Regions from separate parts of the Homo sapiens genome. Here region 1 is linked to region 2. The links are chromatin loops, found by intact Hi-C in ENCODE. Cell type or tissue: GM12878. All regions are shown on one strand. Each heading gives the region's core, and the rest is flanking DNA. Links, peaks and the distances in the headings are about the cores only. Region 1 has its middle 86 kb from the start of CCBE1. Region 2 has its middle 97 kb from the start of PMAIP1.

The links. Hi-C counts contacts between places; a loop is a spot of excess contacts. Peaks named below come from ENCODE experiments on the same cell type or tissue, not always from the same donor. Only the 100,000 strongest peaks of a DNase experiment are listed, where the experiment ranks them.
Region 1: it touches region 2 in a loop (8-fold over the local background); 4 of 110 quality-filtered maps call a loop at or near these places.

The regions. Positions count from the first base shown.
Region 1 is chr18:59,779,601-59,787,939 of GRCh38, reverse strand. It overlaps the pseudogene GLUD1P4. Among named protein-coding and RNA genes, the nearest start is that of CCBE1, 86 kb to the right of the region's middle. RefSeq lists an enhancer at 4,729-4,788. In GM12878, for the core only: a CTCF peak has its summit at 4,686 (motif pointing left); a DNase peak (open chromatin) is centred at 4,649.
Region 2 is chr18:59,993,134-60,001,472 of GRCh38, reverse strand. No RefSeq gene overlaps it. Among named protein-coding and RNA genes, the nearest start is that of PMAIP1, 97 kb to the right of the region's middle. In GM12878, for the core only: CTCF peaks have their summits at 4,912 (motif pointing left) and 6,919 (motif pointing right); no DNase peak of the experiment used is centred there.

The DNA.
Region 1 (8,339 bases), core at 86-8,085, 210 kb after region 2:
GGTGAAGACTGTGGGTGGAGAAAAGGAGAGCTGTACTTGGCAGTAATTTTGTTTGCCGTATATGCTGAATACCTAGCACCAAGCCTGCGCAAAGTAGTCATTCAGTAAAAGTCTGTGGTGTGAACAAATTATAGCAATTAGGGATTGGAGAGGAAAATTTCCCAATTGTAAATATTTCTGTCTAATCCTTTATATTTTGCTATATACATTTAAACTGTTGTTTCTAATACTTACTAAAGTGATTTTAATATTTTAAGTACAATGCTATGTCATTAAACTTTAGAAAAAATACAAATTGAATGGCTAAGTGAATTGAGCTTTCTAAGTTAAACATACCTACAGGTAACTTTTGGTTTTTATTTATTTTATTTCCTTATTTTTGAGCCAGGTGTCTCTCTGTCACCCAGGCTGGAGTGCAGTGATGCGATCTCTGCTCACTGCAGCCTTGATTTCCCAAGCTCAATCAGTCCTCCCACTTCAGCCTCCCAAGTAGTTGGGACTACAGGTGCAAGCCACCATGCTTGGCTAATTTTTGTTTTGTTTGTTGGTTTGTTTGTTAGTTTTTGCATTTCTTTATGGAACGGGGTTTCACCACGTTGCCCAGGCTTGTTTTTGTTTTTTTTTTTAAATGAAGAGGTTACAGAGGAGGCAGCAACAGTCAGTACGCAGCTCCACAAATTAACTGCGCACCACGTCCTCAGGAAACAACAGAAAGGTTCACAAATCCCATCTTAATGGAAAGAACCAACAGACTCTTTGGGCTAAAAAATAAAATATGACAGAGTGAATCAGACAAAGTGAACATGAATTGCAGGGTAAGTGTTGGCCTGGCAAGGATCACATGGGTTTGGTTTCTAAGGCCCACAGGCCTCAGGGCTGCTGGCTGTCTATGTTGCTGCTGCTGCTGCTGGTGGAGATGAGGCTTGGGAATGAAGGCTTTTCCTGAAACGTGCTCTTTGGTCTAGGACTGACAGTCCTCATGAACAAAAAGAGGTGAGGGAATCAACTTAATTCTGTGCAGTACACGAATAACAGCATTCTCCTTTGGGAAACTCAATGGAGCTAAAATGTGTTCAAGGCCTGTGCAGAACCTAGGACGGTGCCTTTAGCACTTAGCGAAGTGCCTGGTGATAATTCCAGAAATAATTGCACAAGGAAGGGGAGTGGAGGGGAGGCAGGGGAGGGAAGGAGAGAAGAACAGAAAGTACATGATGCAAGAAGCCAAGCCCAAATGCTCAGTGCTCTGTCACCTGGATCCCTAGGTGAGGCCACTAACAGTGGCAACCCACCTCGACCTTTCCTCCCCAGAAAAACTCGAAGTTTCTTTAGTTCCTTCACTACCATCTAAATTCAGATTTTCTCAAGTCCCAGGATTTTCCCAACTTCTTCTCTACCATCAAAAGGCGCTTGTTTTGTCTCTTATTAACTAGGGGTCACTGATAGGTGACTTACCCATTTGATAACGAGATGAGGTGTTCATGGCTCATAATAGTGGAATGTGTCACCTCATCAGATACATTTACATTTTAATTGATACCTTGAATGCCTTAATCTGAAAGGACTGGCTAATGTGAGAATCTCAGGTACTACAGGAGCCCTGGTGGGAACACTGGGCTGGGTAATGGGCTTCTATTGCCATTTCATCAGCAGCAGCAATGGTGGTTGCCATCTACTCAGGTGAGAAGCAGATCTCCAAGGCTTTAGGAGGAGATAGTTGTGTACTCTTTTGAAGACGCTCTAGAAACAGAAATCTCAGAAACCTGTGGTGGCTCATTTCTGGGTTTGATTTTCCAAGATCAAGAGATCCAACTGGTTAATTAAAAAGTCTTCTTTAAAATTTTAACTAATTTCTTCTGTTATATCTCAGTGAAGCTGGAGAGAAACTAAGCAATAACTCTTCTCATGAAGCATTCTTTTATACACTTTAAGGCCATAATTAATTATTGCCCTCTCTAGGCAATATAACCTCAATTTCTCTAGACTTCTCTTAATAAGAATCCCTTTTGCACTACCATAATTTTTCTGGATTTGCTTTAATTTTTCATAAAATTTCTAAAATGCAAGGACTATGCCTACTTTGTTGTTACTGCTGTTGTTGTTTCATTTGGAAAGTTATCAGCCTGTGCATCTCATCCCACGGTCAACAAGAGTTTCTGTTTCCTTGAAGGTACTATCAGACATGCCCCACAAAATGTTAAACTTTTTCTTTTTTTTTTTCGAGACAAGGCATTGTTTTATCACCCAGGCCTGGAGTGCAGTGGTACAGTCTTGGCTCACTGCAGCCTCAACCTCCTGGGCTCAAGCGATCTTCCTGCCTCAGTCTCCCAAGTAGCTGGAACTACACATGCCACCATGCCTGACTAATTAAACTTTTTTTTTTTTGAGAAGGAGTTTTGCTCTTGTTGCCCAGGCGGAAGTGCAATGGCTCGATCTCAGCTCACTGCAACCTCTGCCTCCCAGGTTCAAGCGATTCTCCTGCCTCAGCCTCCTGAGTAGCTAGGATTACAGGTGCCTGCCACCACACCCAGTTGATTTTGTATTTTTAGTAGAGCCAGGGTTTCTCCATGTTGGTCAGGCTGGTCTCGAACTCCCGCCCTCAGGTGATCTGCCTGCCTTGGCCTCCCAAAGTGCTGCGATTACAGGTGTGAGCCACCGTGCCCGGCAATAATTAAACTTTTAAATAAAATAAAATTGAATATCATTCTCTTTTTTGAGCTTCCCTGAAACTTGCCAAGGTCCTCTAGTATAAAGGTGCAAACTTGGAAGTAGATATCATGTTTATTTTTATATTCACAGCACTTAGCACAACATCTTGCCTATAATAGGTGTTCATAAAAATGCTTGTTGACTAATGGGTGGTGAAGAATGGCCATTTCGGCCCAAACCATCTTTGTCACTTGTTATATTTCCCATAACTCCCAACATTCATATTAATAAACAGACAAAATGTGTGCTCCAAACTAGTGCGATTTATTCCCACTGTTTACTCAGAGCTTAATCTCTTGTCACATTTTTGAGTTGGCATTTTAAGCACAAGGATTACATGTTAAGGATGGTTTTCTTGCATGAAAGCCAGTGCTGTTTGGGAAGGTCAGTTGTGAGGAAATTTGAGACTGTGACCGTATTTGAGCAAAGGTTTTTAAAAATCACATTATCAAAGGGTGACTGTCATCCCCTGAGATAAGAAGCAGCTATCTAAGTCTTTGCAAGTGGATAGTTGAATATTCTTTTGAAAGTTTTCTAGAGATACAGAAACAACAGAAACTGCTTTGGGGATGAAAAAAATTAGCACAAATATTAACAGAAATGCTGTAAAAATGAGTGCTGTAAGGATCACGATTTTAGATTTGTGACCTCCTTACTGAGGTCCTTTTCCCCTTTGGGGGTAGGGGTGGCTGAATGGTCAAATGCATATACTTAACCTACAGACTCCGCTTCTGAGGATGGCAGTTTGCAGGTTTCCTGCCATCTACCAGTGTATTCAAACCTCAAACCATCCACTTTCCCCTTTAAAACTTCATTGTGGGTATTCTAAAAATAAGATATATTCTCTTATATAACCATAGCACAGTTATCAACTTCAGGAAATTTAATTTAATTTTTTTTTTTTTTTTGAGACAGAGTTTCACTCTTGGTTGCCCAGGCTGGAGTTTAATGGCATGATCTCGGCTCACTGCAACCTCCACCTCCCAGGTTTAGGCAATTCTCCTGCCTCAGCCTCCCGAGTAGCTGTTATTACAGGCACCCGCTACCACACTTGGCTAATTTTTGTATTTTTAGTAGAGATGGGGTTTCACCATGTTGACCAGGCTGGTCTTGAACTCCTGACCTCAGGTGATCTGCCTGCCTCAGCTTCCCAAAGAGCTGGGATTACAGGTGTGAGCCACCGTGCCCAGCCAGGAAATTTAATATTAATTTCATTATGTTATCTAATCTATAATTCATGTTCGAATATTATCCACTGTCCCCATAATGCCCATCAGAGCATTGTTTTTCCTTCCCTCCAGAATCCAGTCGAGAGCCACAGTTTGCATCTAGTTGTCATTTAATCTCCTCTACTCTCAAATGGTTTCCCAGCCTCTCTTTATCTTTTATGACATTGATAATTTACAAATTATCAATTTGTAAAATTGATTGAAAGTTCCTCAGTTTGGGTTTGTCTGGTGTTTCCTCATGATTACATCTAGGTAGATTTTGAGGGCTTTTCCGTGAAAAGCCAAAAATCACAGATTCTTCCAATGTTTTCCCATTTCATTCAGAATGAAATGGGCACACTTTACCAAGCCCTGCAAGTCCCCGTGAGGCCTGTCTTTTTAGCCTCCTCCCGACCGGACTCTGGCTCACTCAGCCTCTGGGTCTTTGCACCTGCTGTTCCTCTTCCTGGCATGCTCTTCGTTCAGGGTCTTCGCCTGTCTCACTCCCTTCTTCATTCAGATACATTTCACCACACACTGCATGATCAACTCAGATTCCCATCCCCAGCATTCTTTCAATGTTCAGAGCCCTCCCTTCCTGCCAGACTTCTGACAGCCTGCCTCTTCCTGTCCCTCCCCTAAGAGTGGACGTGTGCGTAACACGGACTAATACTTGCTCTTTGGAACTAGCCTGGTGTCCCTTCAGTGCCATGTCAGGGATGGAGTTTGTAGGTAAAGCACTATTAATTTACAAGACAGTGACATCTAGTGGACCAGCTGGGACCAGCTTTGAGCTAAAGGCTCTTGATACCCCTAACGATCCAAAGACAAAATAAAAAAAACAAAAAAACAACAAAAAGCACCACCTTGATTTCTGGATAGAGTCTAAGGTGAGATCTGGAGAATCTAGTGAGGTTCCTGTGGAGATGTGACGTGGCCATTGATGGGTTAAAGATATCTGAAGATTCAGGTTTCTGTTATGTGTGTGTGATGGTGAGGGGAGTAGAGGGCAGGCCTAATAGGAGAAAAATAAGACACACTGGTGTGTGAGACCACTAAGGCTAGTATAAATTCATTTTTCAAGAGATCAATTTCTCATTCAAAAGGTTATGAACATGAAATTAGTTGTATGCTCTCGCCAAGTGATGGTGATGATTCAAAATTGAAGAATTCATTAAGTGTACTCAGCTAGGGAAAAATTAGTAAAATTTCCTATTTATTTATACTTTGCAATATAAATACAGGCTGGGCATAGTGCCTCATGCCCATAGTCCCAGCTACTCAAGAGGCTGAGATGGGAGGATCGCTTGAGCCCAGGAAGTTGAGGCTGCAGTGAGCCATGATCACACCACTGTGCTCCAGCCTGGGTGACAGAGTGAGACCCTTTCTTTACATAAAAAAATTAAATATAAATATAAATACAGTTGACCCTTGAACAGAGTGGGGTGTTAGGGATGCCAACCCCCCATGCAGTCAAAAATTCAGGTATAGATTTTGGTTCACCAAAAACTTAACTAGTAATAGCCTACTTTTGACGGGAAGCCTTACTGATAATATAACGGTCAATTAACACATATTTTTATGTGTATTATATACTAGATTATTACAATAAAGTAAGCTAGAGAAAAAATGTTAAGAAAATTGAGGAGCAAGAAGAGGAGGCGTTGGTCTCAGGGGTGGCAGAGGTGGGGGAAAAATCTGTGTGTAAGTGGATCCTTGCAGCTCAAACCTGTTATTATTCAAGGGTCAATGGTAAACCAAATGCTTGAATATTGAGACATTACCTAAAAAGCGAGCTTTATTTTTTTTTATTTTTTGAGATGGAGTCTCACCCTCTCACCCAGGCTGGAGTGCAGTGGCACGATCTTGGCTCACTGCAACCTTCGCCGCCCCAGTTCAAGCAACTCTCCTGTCTCAGCCTCCCAAGTAGCTGGGATTACAGGCGACCACCACAACACCTGGCTAATTTTTGTATTTTTAGTAGAGATGGGGTTTCACCATATGGGCCAGGCTAGTTTTGAACTCCTGACCTCAAGTGATCCACCTGCCTTGGCCTCCCAAAGTATTGGGATTACAGATGTGAACCACTGCACCCAGCCAAAAAAGCAAGCTTTAAAATGCAATATAAAGAAATATTTTAATTACAATTACAAATTCAATCAATTTGCATTTCAATGAGTAATGTGCAAGAGTGCAGTTTTCTCATATACCAACAAACTATATTATCAGTCTTTTTTTTTTTTTTTTTTTTTTTTTTGAGGCAGAGTTTCACTCTTGTCGCCCAGGCTGGAGTGCAATGGTGCGATCTCAGCTCACTGCAACCTTCGCCTCCTGGGTTCAAGTGATTCTCCTGCCTCAGCCTCCTGAGTAGCTGGGATTACAGGTGTGCATTACCGTGCCTGGCTAATTTTGTATTTTTAGTAGAGAAGGGGTTCCACCATGTTGTCCAGGCTAGTCTTAAACTCCTGACCTCAAGAGATCCACCCTTCTCAGCATCCCAAAGTGCTGGGATTACAGGTGTGAGCCACCACACCCTGCCGGTCTTTTTGTTACTGATAATTTGATGGATAAAACAAGGCAAAACATAATTTATTTTATTTTTATTTTGCATTCTCTTATTATGGGTGATATTGAGTAATTTTTCATCTGATTTGTTCTCTGTGAATTGTCTCCTTATACTTTACCCAATTTTCTATGATGTTGTTTTTTTCTAATTGGTTGGTAGGAGCTCTTTATATATTAGGTTAGTTTACATTTTGTCTGAGATAAGAGTTACAAATATTGTTTTCCAGTGTATCGTTTGTCTTTCAACTTTGCTGCTTATGATGGTTTTTGCCATGCAAAATGTTCTTTTAATGTTCTTTTTTTTTTTGAGATGGAGTCTCACTCTGTCGCCAGGCTGAAGTGCAGTGGTGAGATCTCGGCTCACTGCATCCTCTGCCTCCCCGTTCAAGCCATTCTCCTGCCTCAGTCTCCCAAGTAGCAGGGACTACAGGCGTGAACCACTACGCCCAGATAATTTTTTTTGTATTTTTCGTAGAGACAGGGTTTCAGCATGTTGGCCAGGATGTTCTTGATCTCTTGACCTCATGATCCACCAGCCTCAGCCTCCCAAAGTGCTGGGATTACAGGCGTGAGCCACCGCACCTGGCCACAAAATGTTGTTATAGTTTAGGTTTTCCTGTTATGCTTAGAAAGGACTTTCCTTTTCTGAGGTTGTAAAACAAAACTATTGTGTAGTTTATTGGAGTACTTTCTTGGATAAGCTTTTCAACTTAAATATTTGATCAGTCTGGAATTTGTAGTGTTGTCACTTTATTTCTCATGTGCTGAATTGTTCTGACATCATTCATTCAATAATGTACCTTTTCCCCATTTAAAATGCCGCTTTTACTAAACTCTAAATTCTTTTGTCTTTTGGGTGGCAGTATAGGTTTGTTTTCCATCCCTGTTGATTTACAGAGATGAGAAGATTTTTTTTGTAAGGTAGACTTTTAATAACTGCTTTTATTACCAGGTTAAGTCATGCAGTTACAAAGTAGTTAGAATTCTGAAAGGGCATTACAGGTTTTTTTTAAGCTCATTTTTGCATATATTATTATTTAGCATTTGACTGGGACACTACTGTTCAAAAGGACCTGGCCAAATAATTCCCAAACAAAACATTCAACCCAAGGTTGTTTTCAACCCACTGTTTGTGCACCTGGGTGCAGAATGCAAAGCCTCTAAAAGAAGAGGACACAAAGTCAGGCTGAGTAGAGGCCATTAGCAAGGGATGTTCAGGGCCAGCCAATCTCCAAACAGGGAACCCACTTTTTTTTTTTTTTTCTGGAACATTCTATTTGAATTATTGTTCAATTAGTCAACCATAGACCTTCAAAAGAGAACAATTTGTTAACATGATAAGGAGGTTACTGCATTCTTTGGACTATGTGTCATAATTATAGTCAGCAAACTCCGACCGTCTTCACAGAAATAGCCCTCCAGCATTTTTGTAGGTATGAAGATAATTTAATTCTCCATAGGGCTTCTTATTTTTGCTGGATAACAATACATGGCTGATAAGCTCTAAATGGTACTGTTTTATGATATAAAAATACTAGCTTTTTAAATTTATTATGTTTGTAGGCATTCACTGCTTGAATCAAGGTTAGGCTTGTTAAGAGATTAAAAGCAATTTTATTACAGCAGCATTACTTATTTTTTTCCAGAAGAATAAAATTAATAAGCAGAAACAGCTTTTATTTTTGTTTGCATCCTGTAAAATTGAGTTATTTTGCTTCAATAACTCATGTGAGGACCATGCCACCTTCTTTTTTTTTTTTGAGACGGAGTCTTGCTCTGTCGCCCAGGCTGGAGTGCAGTGGCGCGATCTCGGCTCACTGCAAGCTCCGCCTCCCAGGTTCTGGGAATTCTCCTGCCTCA
Region 2 (8,339 bases), core at 252-8,251:
AACAAAGACCAAAAAAGACAAAGAAGGGCATTACATAATGGTAAAGGGAACAATTAAACAAGAAGAGCTAACTATTCTAAATATATCTGCACCCAACACGGGAGCACCCAGATTCATAAAACAAGTTCTTAGAGACCTACAAAGAGACTTAGACTCCCACACAATAGTGGGAAACTTTAACACCTGACTGTCAATATTAGACACATCATCCAGACAGGAAATTAACAATGATATTCAGGACTAGAACTCAGCTCTGGTTCAAGTGGACCTAATAGACATCTACAGAACTCTCCACCCCAAATCAACAGAATGTACATTCTTTTCAGTGCCACATGGCACTTATTCTAAAATCGACTGCATAATTGGAAGTATAACACTCCTCAGCAAACGCAAAACAACTGAAATCATAACAGTCTCTCAGACAACAGTGCAATCAAAATAGAACTCAGGATTAAGAAACCCACTCAAAACCATGCAACTACATGGAAATTGAACAATCTACTCCTGAATGACTCCTGGATAAATAAGGAAACAAAGGCAGAAATCAAAAAGTTCTTTGAAACCAATGAGAACAAAGAGACAACATACTAGAATCTCTGGGACACAGCTAAAGCAGTGTTAAGAGGGAAATTTATAGCACTAAATGCCCACATTGGAAAGCTAGAAAGATCTCAAATCAACACCCTAACATCACAATTAAAAGAACTAGAGGGGCGGGCATGGTGGCTCATGCCTGTAATCCCAGTGCTTTGGGAGGCTGAGGCAGGTGGATCACCTGAGGTCAGGAGTTTGAGACCAGCCTGCTCAATATGGTGAAACCCTGTTTCAACTAAAAATACAAAAATTAGCCAGGCGTGGTGGAGGGTGCATGTAATCCCAGATACTCAGGAGGCTGAGGCAGGATAATTGCTTGAACCCAGGAGGCAGAGGTTGCAGTGAGCCAAGATCATGCCACTGCACTCCAGCCTGGGCTACAGAGCAAGATTCCACTTAAAAAAAAGAAAGAGCCAGAGAGGTAAGGACAAACTAATCCAAAAGCTAGCAGAAGACAGAAATAACTAAGATCAGAGCAGAATTGAAGGAGATAGAGACACAACAAACACTCCACAAAAAATAAATGAATCCACGAGCTGGTTTTTTGAAAAAATAGATAGACTGCTAGCTAGACTAATAAAGAAGAAAAGAGAGAAGAATCAAATAGACACAATGAAAAAATGATAAAGGGGATATCACCACTGACCCTACAGAAATGCAAACTACCATCAGAAATACTATAAACATCTCTTTGCAAATAAACTAGAAAATCTAGAAGAAAGGGAGAAATTCCTGGACACATACACCCTCCCAAGACTAAACCAGGAAGAAGCTGAATTCCTGAATAGATCAATAACTAGTTGTGAAACTGAGGCAGTAATTAATAGCCTACCAACCAAAAAATAAGCCCAGGACCAAACAGATTCACAGCCAAATTCTACCAGAGGTACAAAGAGGAGCCAGTACCATTCCTTCTGAAACTATTCCAAACAACTGAAAAGGAGGGACTCATCCCTAACTTATTTTACGAAACAAGCATCATCCTGATACCAAAACTGGGAAGAGACACACACACGAAAAAGAAAATTTCAGGTCAATATCCCTGATGAACATCGATGTGAAAATCCTCAATAAAATACTGGCAAACCAAATCCAGCAGCACATCAAAAAACTTATCCACCACAATCAAGTCGGCTTCATCCCGGGGATGCAAGGCTGATTCAACATATGCAAATCAATAAACATAATCCATCACATAAACAGAACCAATACAAAAACCACATGACTATCTCAATAGATGCAGAAAAGGCCTTTGATAAAATTCAACATCCCTTCATGTTAAAAACTCAATAAACTAGGTGCTGATGGAACATATCTCAAAATAATAAGAGCTATTTATGACAAACCAACAGCCAATATCATATTGAATGGGCAAAAACTCAAAGCATTCACTCTGAAAACTGGTACAAGACAAGGATGCCCTCTCTTACCACTCCTATTCGACATAGTATTGGAAGTTCTGGCCAGAGCAATTAGCCAAGAGAAATAAATAAAACATAATCAAATAGAAAGAGAGGAAGTCAAATTGTCTCTGTTTGCAGATGAACATGATTTTATATTCAGAAAACCCCATCATCTCAGCCCACAAAACCCTTAAATTGATAAGCAACTTCAGCAAACTCTCAGGATACAAAATCAATGTGCAAAAATCACAAGCATTCCTATACACCCACAATAGACAAGCAGAGAGCCAAATCATGAATGAACTCTGATTCACAATCTCTACAAAAAGAATAAAATATCTAGAAATACATCTAACAAGGGATGCGAAAGACTTCTTCAAGAAGAACTACAAACCACTGCTTAAGGAAATAAGAGAGGACACAAACAAATGGAAAAACATTCCATCCTCATGGATAGGAAGAATTGATATCATGAAAATGGTCATACTGCCCAAAGTAATTTATAGATTCAATGCTATTCCCATTAAACTACCACTGACATTCTTCACAGAATTAGAAAAAACCACTTTAAATTTCATATGGAATCAAAGAAGGCCCCACATGGCCAAAACAATTCTAAGCAAAATGAGCAAAGCTGCAGGCATCATGCTATCTGACTTCAAACTATACTACAAGACAAAACAGCATGGTACTGGTACCAAAACAGACAAATAGACCAATTGAACAGAACAGAGACCTCAGAAATAACACCATACATCTACAATCATCTGATCTTCAACAAACCTGACAAAAACAAGCAATGGGTAAAGGATCTCCTATTCAATAAATAGTGCTGGTAAAACTGGCTAGCCATATGCAGAAAACTGAAACTGGACCCCTTCCCGACACCTTATACAAAAATTAACTCAAGATGAATTGAAGACTTAAATGTAAAACCCAAAACCATAAAAACCCTAGAAGAAAACCTAGGCAATACCATTCAGGACATAGGCAAATGCAAAGATCTTATGACGAAAACGCCAAAAGCAATTGCAACAAAAGCCAAAATTGACAAATGAGATCTAATTAAAGAGCATCTGCACAGCAAAAGAAACTAGCATCAGAGTGAACAGGCAACCTACAGAATGGGAGAAAATGTTTGCAACCTACCCATCTGACAAAGGTCTAACATCCAGAATTCACAAGGAACAAATTTACAGGAAAAAAGCAACCCCACCAAAAAGCGAACAAAGGATATGAACAGACACTTCTCAAAAGAAGACATTTACGTGGCCAACAAACATATGAAAAAAACTCAACATCACTGATCATTAAAGAAATGCAAATCAATACCACAATGAGATACCATCTCATGCCAGTCAGAATGGCAACTATTAAAAAGTCAGGAAAAAATAGATGCTGGCAAGGCTATGGAGAAATAGGAATGCTTTTACACTGTTGGTGGGAATGTACATTAGTTCAACCATTGTGGAAGACAGTATGGTGATTCCTCAAGGATCTAGAACCAGAAGTCCCATTTGACCCAGCAATCCCATTACTGGGTATATACTCAAAGGAATATAAATAGTTCTGTTATAAAGACACATGCACACATATGTTTATTGCAGCACTATTCACAATATCAAAGTCATGGAACCAACCCAAATGCCCATCAGTGATAGACTGGATAAGGAAAATGTGGTACACAGACATATGGAATACTACACAGCCATAAAAAGGAATGAGATCACATCTTTGCAGGGACAAGGATGAAGTTGGAAGCCATCATCATCAGCAAACGAACACAGGAACAGAAAAACAAACACCGCATGTTCTCACTCATAAGTGGGAGTTGAGCAATGGGAACACATGGACACAGGGAGGGGAACATCACACACTGGGGCCTGTTGGGGGATGGGGGACGAAGGGAGGAAACTTAGAGGACAGGTCATAGGTGCAGCAAACCACCATGGCACGTGTATACCTACGTAACAAACCTGCAAGTTCTGCATGTATCCCAGAACTTAAAGTAAAATTTTAAAAAAATAAAATAAATAAAAATAGTAACAGAGGTTTCTTTGTAATTAGCCTGTATTACAAGTGTAGACTTTGTGTATTTGTCTTACAAAGTTTGAGCAGTTTCTTATTAAACTAAGATGAAAATTCTGAATTCTAAAAACAAGTTGCCAAAGTACAACTAACCAACAGAAGAAGAAAGTGTTCCCTTCATCCTTAACCTAACTAAAGTCATATAGAGTTGTAACATACTTCAAATACTCCTAGAATATCACTTTCAACGTGGGTCTTAGGTTTTCTGTTCTTTGTTCTTCCTTTTAGCCCTTGATGTTTTTTACTCTCTTCCTTTTCTTTGTTTTCAGTTTACATTTTCCATAAACAACTTTTCCAAAAATAAGATTCTCTCAAATATCACAAAAGTACTATATTAAATTATAAAACTGTAATTCTGGCAATGGACATTTTATAATAGGAAACAATACTTAAATGATTGCAAGGTGGAAAAAAAATGGGTATCACTTCATCAGAACTTGTTTCAAGTTTGTTTAAATTATAGGCTGATTTAAATTTTACTAAACTGATATCTATTTTTGAAATTATCCCTCACTTTTCCATATGATTTATAGGGCGGTGCCCATGGAGTTCTTCTCTTAACATCAACCAAAGACAAGAAGAATAATTCTCTACCTCTGCCTTTGCTTTCTAAATAGGAGGCAGCTTAGTTACATTCTGAAGGTTCACAATATATTGAAGAGACAAAATAAATCCTAGGTCTGGTCTTCTTGGACATGAGAAATGACAGCTCTAGAATGTTAGAAACTTCCATTTGTACATAAGATTCATATCCATAAAGGGTTTGGAAATAAATCCAGCTGGTTTCAACAGGTGTTGACATTAGGTTAAGCGTTCCACCTAGTGGCCAAATCCAGCCTAGCCTGTTCTCTCGGGGTTCTCATACGTCTAAAAGATGATAAAGCAAGGATTGATTTGTCCTAAAGCATCCCCATTACCTGTACAGCAACGAAACATTTTGAATAGTGAAAAATCTTAGGAAGTTCAGGACATTTTTACTTACAGAAAGAAAATATTCCCAATCATATCCCAAGTCATAGGACAAGCTTTCCCCAATATAGTCAAAGCTCAGACATACCATCTTTCACTGTTCAGTGATTTATCCAAAATTCATTAAGCTCCTATTACATAACAAACAGTGTAATCATCACTAGGAACACTAACATTAACAACCAAAAATGCCACTAAGGAACTCATAGACTAGTGGGGAAGACATGAAAATAGGTAATAAAAATCCATATTAAGTACAATGACATAGGAAGCTAGTAGAGCCCAGAAACAGTGAGGGGACTCAAAAGTTTAAAGAAAATAAAACTTCCCCAAGACACCCATCTAGTAAGTTGTTGAGTTGGATTTGAACCCAAGTGTACCTAATTCCAAAGCTATTGGCAGCCCTGCAGGCCCCCAGAATGGGTTATCTATCCCTGCTTCAGGTGACTGAAATTGTAGTGAGGAGGTCCATGATGTTACCACGTCGCTATCATGGACATTTCTTGCAAAAGGCTAATTAGGCATAGCTCTAATAGTCCAATTTATCAGAGGCAATCTAATGGGATGCTGGATTTAGGACAATGGCTTCTGTCACTTGCATGCTGGAATATGACCTAGAACTTCTTCCTAAGCCAAAGCTGGCAGCAGCTACTTCCTTTCCTCTTGTGTACTATAGTAGGTAAGTAGACCACAGTTTGAATTCTGGCTCCACTATTTACTAGCTCTCTGACCTTGGCCAAGTTCATTAATGCCTGGAAACCAGGAGACCTGATTTCTAGTTGTGGCTCTGACACTATAGATACACATAATCCCATGAAAGTCCTGCAGGGCCATACCAAGCAATGAAGGTTTCTATCGATAGTGCGTAGGCTATTGTCTAAATGATTGCATGCCCCAGGTCTAAAATTGAAAATTTTGTATATAATCATGAAAGTGTTGGCTTGATGACTGTGACAGTGAAGGAGAGACAAGAGGGTGAACAACAGACACATCTAACTGAAACTAATACCAGTTATAGCAGTAACCAGTCTCATAAAAAGGGAAGACCTCCACTTCCACTTAGGGAATCTTTATGTAGGAGGAAGAAGCTCCAAAGGGATGTCACTGCTGCAACCACTTGGACTCTGTAGATGACCAAAAGAAGACGATCTCGCATCTTATGGAAATGGAGGCTGCCAAGGAGAACCTCTCCTCCCCTTTCCAGCCAAAGGCTTAAGTAGCTACTGCAAACAAGGGGACACAATAGAGCAAGCTCTGTAGGTAGGACATTTCCTTCTCTCCCCTTTAATCCTTTGGGTCATGGGAAGCATCAAATAAATGTCAGCTTGTATGTTTAACCTAAGTAACGCATACATATTAAGTGTACCTACACATTAGATAAACCCAAAGGCAAAGTGCCTGAAAAGAATTTGCAGCCTGGTCTGCGACCTGAGTCACTTTCCACAACCATCGTCATTTAGTGGCTAAGCCACTAATAACTTTAGGCTCCCTGGAAAATTTGTTGGGGCATTGTTTAGACAAAGACTGATTGGTCATAACAAAATACATACTTCTGACTGTAAACCTTCTTCAGTGTTACTTCTTTTATAAAACAAGGCGTACTATGTAATCCCTAAGTTCCTTCCAACCCTGAACTTCTATGAGCATATGGGTGTGCTGAAACCAGCTCTACCTGCCCTCAAGAGCCAACTGTTAAATATTTTTAAATTTCACAAGCCAGTGGTTAAGCCATGGACAGCATGAAATTGACACATTTGGAGTATTTACAACATAGAAATTGGCAAAGGCTACAAATCAGGGCTTTTTTTCAGAGAGCTAGCTTACTAGCATACCACTCAATGGGAGCTGTTTAACCAAATACATCCACTTGAGGGCACCGTGTTAGATGCTCTAAGAAAGCAGTTCTTTACCAGCCATATGGCCACCCTCCCAGGTGGCATTTGACATGTGAGAAACATTTTTGTTTGTCAAAATCACAGGTAGGCACTATAGACATTTAATGAGCAGGGGCTTGGTCTGATAAATATCTCACATGTGTGTAATAGTTTCTCCATATAAAGAAAAGTCATGTCCAAAATTTTAAGAGCAACCCCATTGAGAAACTGTGCAAGAGGCTCACACATATTCTAACACGAACTTTTGGTAGCCTTCTTTGAGCCTGTATGGAAAATAACATTTCTATGAAATTATTATCTATCGGACTAGCATATCAGAGCAGATAATGCATCATCTCAGAGAGGAACATATTGACAATTTTCTCCCTGACTTCCTAAACTCTCACCTTAAGTTTATCTTTTTTGTCCTCAATTCTTTTTTTTTTTTTTTTTTTTTTTTTTTTTTTTCTTGAGATGGAGTCTCAATCTGTCACTCAGGCTGGAGTTTAGTGGCACAATCTCGGCTCACTGCAGTGCAGCCTCTGCCTCCCAGGTTCCAGCCATTCTCCTGCCTCAGCCTCCCCGGTAGCTGGGATTGCAGGCATGCACACAACCACACCCAGCTAATCTGTGTGTTTTTAATAGAGACAGGGTTTCTCCATATTGGCTAGGCTGGTCTCGAACTCCTGACCTCAGGTGATCTGCTCACATCGGGCTCCCAAAGTGCTGGGATTACAGGCGTGAGTCACCGTGCCAGGGCTGTCCTCTCTTGAATCTGTCTCTGTCTCATTGCTATCTCCACTCTGACTCATTTATCAAAAACTTGTTTTATCCTAGTTCCACTGAGACAGACCATGTATCAGGTAGACTCCAAGTGACAGAAAACCCAAATAATGATGGTTTAAACACGTGATGATTTTCTTTCCTTGCACTTATGATCATGAGGTAGACAATTGCTGGCTTTGTTTCAGCAGCTCAAAGATATCAGGCCTTAGGCTTGATAGCCATCTGGCCTCTTCCTAATGGTAGTGTGTTAGTCCATTCTACGCTGCTATGAAGAAATACCCCAGACTGGGTAATTTATAAAGAAAAGAGGTTTAATGGACTCACAATTCCACATGGCTGGGGAGGCCTCAAGAAACGTACAGTCACGGTGGAAGGCACCTCTTCATAGGATAGCTGGAGAGAGAATGAGTGCCAGCAGGGGAAATGCCAGACGCTTATGAAACCATCAGATCTCGTGAGAACTCATTCACTATCACGAGAACAGCATGGGGGAAAACACCCCCATATTCAATTATCTCCCACCAGGTCCCTTCCACATGGGGATTATGTGGACTACAATTCAAGATGAGATTTCGGTGGGGACACAGCCAAACCATACCAGGTAGCAAGCAGGTTGTGAAGCTGC